Linked DNA regions of Homo sapiens: region 1 is linked to region 2. A link is a contact called in ENCODE Hi-C or POLR2A ChIA-PET data. All regions are on one chromosome and are shown on one strand. The core of a region is the stretch at or near the end of the contact, and the rest is flanking DNA. Distances in the headings are between cores, read along the strand shown.

What was found. A loop is a pair of places that touch in the nucleus more often than their neighbours do. ChIA-PET counts read pairs that join two places held with the same protein, here RNA polymerase II (POLR2A). Pooled maps may share reads with other maps.
Region 1: a map of mammary epithelial cell shows a loop between it and region 2 (6-fold over the local background). The contact joins two enhancer-like sites. A Hi-C loop is called at or near these places in 3 of 168 maps with a recorded cell type or tissue (A673, mammary epithelial cell and naive thymus-derived CD4-positive, alpha-beta T cell) and 8 of 50 pooled maps. POLR2A ChIA-PET finds 5 or more read pairs at or near these places in 5 of 52 experiments (A673, BJ, T-cell and 2 more).

Annotation. Positions count from the first base shown.
Region 1 is chr11:122,802,434-122,805,813 of GRCh38, reverse strand. All of the region lies in intron 11 of UBASH3B (ubiquitin associated and SH3 domain containing B), which reads right to left. Among named protein-coding and RNA genes, the nearest start is that of CRTAM, 34 kb to the left of the region's middle. RefSeq lists enhancers at 480-998, 1,802-2,544. Within about 2 kb of position 2,018, at least 4 of the 41 ENCODE cell types and tissues checked have a DNase peak (open chromatin) inside an H3K27ac peak, as active enhancers do; they include mammary epithelial cell, where a contact is called at or near this core.
Region 2 is chr11:122,630,522-122,633,803 of GRCh38, reverse strand. No RefSeq gene overlaps it. Among named protein-coding and RNA genes, the nearest start is that of UBASH3B, 24 kb to the left of the region's middle. Within about 2 kb of position 1,428, at least 2 of the 41 ENCODE cell types and tissues checked have a DNase peak (open chromatin) inside an H3K27ac peak, as active enhancers do; they include mammary epithelial cell, where a contact is called at or near this core.

The sequences.
Region 1 (3,380 bases), core at 769-3,268, 170 kb before region 2:
TGTAAATGATAATTACTATACAATCTACAAAGGCATGTGATACTGTGTGTCCCTCACCGGCCTGGGGGCCTGGCTGTGCCCCCCACCCAAATCTCATCCTGAATTTCCACATGTTGTGGGAGGGACTTGGTGGGAGATAATTGAATCATGGGGGCAGGTCTTTCCTGTGCTGTTCTCGTGATAGTGAATAAGTCTCACAAGATCTGATGGTTTATTTTTTAAAATTTTTATTTATTTATTTTTTGTTATTTGTTTTTTGTTGTTGTTGTTGTTTTATTTTTGAGATTGAGTTTCACTCTTGTTGCCCAGGCCGGAGTGCAATGGCTCGATCTCGACTCACTGCAACCTCCGCCTCCTGAGTTCAAGCAATTCTCCTGCCTCAGCCTCCCAAGTAGCTGGGATTAGAGGCATGCGCCACCACACCCGGCTAATTTTGTATTGTTTTTAGTAGAGACAGGGTTTCACCATGTTGGCCAGGCTGGTCTTGAACTCCTGACCTCAGATGATCCGCCCACCTCGGCCTCCCAAAGTGCTGGGATTACAGGCATGAGCCACTGCACCCAGCCAATCTGACCGTTTTAAAAAGGGGAGTTCCCTGCACAAGCTCTCTCTTTGCCTGCTGCAATCCATGTTAAGACGTGACTTGCTTCTCCTTGCCTTCCGCCATGATTGTGAGGCTTCCCCAGTCACATGTAACTATAAGTCCAGTTAAACCTCTTTCTTTTGTAAATTGCCCAGTCCCAGGTATGTCTTTGTCAGCAGCGTGAAAACGAACTAACACAGCATGGAAGAGGATGATCAAAGCTAGGCTTCCTGTCCCGGTGCCCCTGCATGTCTTCAAACCCAGTCACCAATGCCCTTGGGGCCTGCCTCTGCCTGCCTCCACCCCCGCTTAACTATGTAGAGTTTCTATGTTGTTTCTGGTCCACAAGATGTTTATCTTGTTTTCTGGGTACAACTATGTCATTTCAATTTTCTTATTTTGTCAATTTTCATATTTTGTCTTTCACTGCTGGGTGTTTAGTGCCTGGTGGAGGTGTGGTAAGTTCTCAAAATGAATTCACATGGCCTCTTGATCAGAAGTAGGCTATTACCACTACTATTAGCACTGAAAATATTTACTGAGGTTCCCATATGTGTCAGGCTCTGTGCGAGTGTCCTGCTTGCATTTCTTCGGTCTAATCCTCCCAGCAATGCTTTCATAAATGCTGTTTATGGATGACAAAACAGAAGCTCAGAAAGGCTGCAGCTGACTTCCCTATGCTAACACCGTTAGCAACTCTTAGAATCTGGATTTGAATCTGAGTCTGGAGTCTGGCCTGTGAGCCGATCCTCTACACACAGCTTCTGACAGTGCCCTTGCTAAGCCTGGCCTTCTGTGCACACCGGCTTACTGTCCAGGGGAAGGATGCCGTTCCACTTGAAGGAAACTTGCCCATATCCTGCATTCTCTCAGCATGCCTGTTTCTCCTAGGAAACAGCCTTCTGAGTCTCACAACACCCTGGGGGATAGGTAGAGACCTGAATCACCACTTGTTGGGGCTGTACCTCATTGTTCTGGAGCAAGCTTTCTCCTCTTTTTCTGTCCCCATCCCCACCTCTCACCCAGTTCCATCACCATTTATGTCACCTCATCTCCCAGGCCCATCCCCTGCCCACAGTGACAAAAGTCCACTTTGTATGGCCCAGGGAGTCATTTCAAGTGTGAGACCATGTAATGTGTGAGATTTATGTAGGTGAAGAGCGGGATACATGCTGGGATCTGGTTCGTCCTGATCAGTTCTTGCCTATGGCTTCTCCCAGCACCTTAAAGTGGAGCCTGTGAATGACTCCAGTGTCTGGAGTCCTGATGGGCTTGGCCTGAGTCAAAGCTTCCTCACCCTTGTCAGCAGGTCACGTCATGCTGCTAGCCACACCTGCAGGCCCTGTACTGTCCTCAGAGTCAGGTGGCCTTCCCCCCACCCACTCAACCTGGAATACGGTGCTCTGGAAGTCAGGTGGCATCCCCGAAACTGTATCCTCCCCCATATACTCTCTGCTCCCCACCTTGCTGTGGTCCAGGTTGTAAGCACAGGCCTCTGCTTTGAGCCTCATGCCAAAGTTTGATTTGTTTCCCCTCCAACACTCCAGATCCATACCCTCCCCCAGTCCCCTGTCCTCTGAGTCAGGGCTCTGTTCTGAAGCCCCACCCAGCTGGTGTGGATTTTGTTTTTTCTGCCTTGCTCCTCTGGCCCAGCTCCTCAAGGCTGGGGTTGTTTTCAACCCCCCCAGGCCCTGGGCTGGTCTTGCTGCCTGTGGATGATGCTTCAATATTAGTCACCAGCCTGGTTAGCTTCCCTAACTCGGCTTTCAGTCCCACCTCCCTCCTGTTCTCTTCCTACCCCTGTTGCAAGGTGAGAGGGCTCTTTCAGCAGAGCCTGCCTGATTCACACTACCCCGGCTCTCAGGGCTTCCCTTTCTGCCTGTCACCACATGTCTTCAATCATCTGGGCACCACTTCCTTGCTTCCAAAGGCTTGTCCATTTGGCATCATTAATTTCATAGGGAATTAAACTCCGGGGCTGTCCCTTTCACATGCTTCAACTTTGGCTTTCTCAACTGATTTTTCAAATTAGAGGCTTCATCTCCTACCCCAACTCCCTCGCCAAACAGAAAATGGTTGAATTGAATTCTGATTTGCCGGAGAGGAAAAGGCAATCTGGAATAAGGACTGTGTCCTGATCCCCAGGCTCCTGGCATTCATCCTTCTGCTCACACTGCTGGTGGGGTGTGTATCTGAGTGTACATTGACAGGCTCAGGTAGGACGATTCTGGAGACCTTTGTAAGGCCGCTTGGGAGGCAATGGCAAAACACATCTAGAGGAAATATAAAATACATAGTTGACCTAAATTGGTCTGGGTGGGGCTGGTGGTAAATGGTGAAAGTCACTTAACCAATGTTGGTGGCAACTCCTCCTCTTTCCAGGCCAAAGGGATGCTGGCTGCTGCATGGGGGACAACAATTTATTGCTAATTCCCTGCAAAGAACAGAAAACCAGTGGCCAGAGAGGGGATAGAACAAAATGTGAAGTGTATTCATAGGGGATCCTGTTGATTGATCTAATTTTGTTTTTGAGGAATGCTAATTCCTTTAAGACAAGCAGCAGCAGCAGCACATAACTAGTTAATGGGGTTATCCGAGGTCTTATTTGCTGAACAGAAAAAATGAGTATGGAAAAAGAATATATTGTCTATTACCTTAGCCAGAAATGCACATTGCTTTAATGTGGTTTGGGTAGGTATTTAAAATGAAAGGTCAACAGATATCACATAAGAAAGTTCTGCTTATATTGACCACTTGTTACAAACTCTGCCTTAAGAAATATGAACTTAATTCCCCA
Region 2 (3,282 bases), core at 179-2,678:
TAGTTCCAGGTTAGCTTGGGGAATATAGCAAGACCCCGATTCTACAGACAACTTAAAAAATTAGCCAGGCTTGGTGACACACCTGTAGTCCCAGCTACTCAGGAGGCTGAGGTGGGAGGATTGCACGAGTCCAGGATGTTGAGGTTGCAGTGAGCTGTGATCACGTCCCTGTATTCCAGCCTGGGTGATACAGCAAGTCCCTGTCTCTAAAAAAAATAAAAATAAAAATAAATTTTTAAAATTAATCAGAGGATCAGTTACGGATTAAAATGCAATATTGAACTCTCTGTATTGGAAGCAGCAACAGTGTTGCGAGGACTGCTTCTCTCCTGGGATTCAGGCATGGGCCGGCTGGCTTTAGAAACTCTCTATTTCCCTATAGTCTGGTGTTACAGGTCCCTCTTGTGTTGGTTGTTAACATTGTCTTGCTTCTGTTCTAGAACCATGAGAACCTGATTCTGTAATTGAGTTAATCAGCATATTGCAATCAATATTCTCCTCATCACCATCATCATCACCATCAATAGCTAGGTGTACATACAGAAGACAATGGGAAATCAGTGTAGGGTCGTTTAAAACCACGTGCTTTGTAGCCAGATGGATCTGAGTTCGAACTGTTATTTCTCAGCGATATTACCTGGGGCAAGTTAATTACACTTTTGTGTATTAGTTTCTGCATTGATTAAGTAGAGGTGATAATAATACTCATTTTCAAGAGAAAATAGGATAATGTATATAAAGTGTCCGATGTAGAGTCTTAAAAAATGTACTTCCTTTCCTATTCACTTCTTTTTCTAAGGAAGACAGAATTCTTTTTTATTTTTATTTATTTTATTTTATTTTAGAGATGGAGTCTTGCTCCATCGCCCAGGCTGGAGTGTAGTGACAAGATCTCAGCTCATTGCAACCTCTACCTCCCATGTTCAAGCGATTCTCCTGCCTCAGCCTCTCGAGTAGCTGGGACTACAGGCACCTGACACCATGCCTGACTAATTTTTGTATTTTTAGTAGAGACGAGGTTTTGCCATGTTGGCCAGGCTGGTCTCAAATTCCTGACCTCAGGTGATCTGCTCGCCTCGGCATCCCAAAGTGCTGGGATTACAGGCGTGAGCCACTGCGTCTGGCCCAGAAATTCTTGAAAAGTGAGTAAAGATGTAATCCAGGCAAATTGGATGTGCTGTGAACTTATCAAAGGATTGAGTAATTGTTAAGCTTCCTACATAATGACAAAGCAAAATTTTAAAAAATGACAAATTAGTCAAAGTATCATTTTAACCCATCATTATGCCCAGTAGAGGACCCCTTTGCTTATATCCTGTTTCCCTGTCTTCCTTCCTTTACTGTCCCCGCTCCGGAAGGCTTTGAAGGTCTTGGCTTTTCTTCTTGCGGTTGAAGTCTGGCAAGTGCCTGCTTGCTGCTTCTGTCCTACGACCCTGCTTGTAGCAAGTCCTCAGGTCAAGATATAAACACATTTTATTGCAATTAGTAGGGCAAGTTGTGTGTACAAAGTATTTGCTAAGGCACTACTGATTATACGTAATCATGCTTCTGCTCAACATAAAGGATTTCTCCTTCCTCTGAATTCATATGGGACGTGCAGTGCAAAAATTCATTGAACCCTTAGCATACACCATCTTGTTGTTTATACTACTTGTTCTAATATATACCTTTCCAGGATTCTTGGGGCTGTCTCAATTCCTCTTTGAATTTTTACCAACAAGCCTAGGCTTGACCACAAAGTCAGCTTTGGTAAATATTTATTGTATTAAGTTGAATTGTGTATCTTGTTTGCCTGAGGATACTGGAAATATTTCAAAGAAAGAAATTTGGTTCTCTACTTCTTTGTACCCCCTTTTTCCTCTTTTTAACCCACCATGATGCTCTCGAGAGGATCAGTACATCTTTGATAATATTCACAGTAAGTAATAGAACAAAGCCGACTAGAATTTTAATTTGCAAGCATCCAGCCCAGGACTGAACTTGCTGACAACAACCCTGCCAAAGGTCATTCCCCATTTGCCAGAGCAACTGTAGTTCTGGGGAATGCAACACTTATCAAGGCAGCTATTTCAGACAGAAATCTTATTTTTTTTTTTTTTTTTGTGACTAGAGACAGGGTTTCAGTATGTTGCCCAGGCTGGTCTCAAACTCCTGGCCTCAAGTGATCCTCCTGCCTTGGCCTCCCAAAGTGCTGGGATTACAGGCACGAGCCACTGTGCCTGGCCCAGAAATCTTTGTATGGGGTTACAGTTTTTGTCCCTTTAGATCTAAAACCTATGCATTGGAGGAATTGAAAACTCTTTTAAACCTGCTTTCTACACGACAGCCCAGCACATATTCAAGCTCTTTGTAGATTCAAGATAGCTCTTGAACCAGACATGGTGACATGTGCCTATGTTCCCAGCTACTTGGGAGGCTGAGCCAAGGGGATTGCTTGAGCACAGGAGTTTGAGGCTGGAGTGAGCTATGATCATGCTTGTGAATAGCCACTGCACTATAGGCTGGGTAACACTGCGAGACTCCATATCAAAAAAAAAAAAAAAAAAAAGAAGGAAAACTTTTGAATCTGAATCTGATTTTTCTATGATAAAAACTTCAGTTCACTCATGATATAATTTTTTTTTTTTTTTTTGAGACAGAGTTTCTCTCTTTTTGCCCAGGCTGGAGTGCAACGGTGCGGTCTTGGCTCACTGCAACCTCTGCCTCCCAGGTTCAAACAATTCTCCTGCCTCAGCCTCTCAAGTAGCTGGGATTACAGGCATGTGCTGCCACTCCTGGCTAATTTTTTGTATTTAGTAGAGACGGGGTTTCGCCATGTTGGTCAGGCTGGTCTCGAACTCCTGACCGCAGGTGATCTACCCGCCTTGGCCTCCCAAAATGCTGGGATTACAGGCATGAGCCACCATGCCCGGCCTTGGAGGCTACTCTTAGGGACAACATAGAATCCACATCTACCTCCCACTGCCACTAATCCCAATGACATGGGTAGAGGCTGGTGCTCTTTGCCATAAAACTGCAGACAGGCCTGGCGGAGGACTTGTAGAACTTGAAGTGGGAGATCCAGCAGGACTTGGAGGAACTACAAACATGATCCTGTCCTGAGACAGTCCCGTGCTGAAGAGATGACCCTCCCATCCCCATGAGCAATGACCTGCCAAGTGGGGCGTCACCCGAAGTCTCACCCAGCCCTCCTAGGTAATTCCTGCTGTGCCCCTTTCAGCTTCCACATTGCCTGCACATTTCCTTAGAGGCCGACCGTAATCCAGGACCATATAGAGAGGA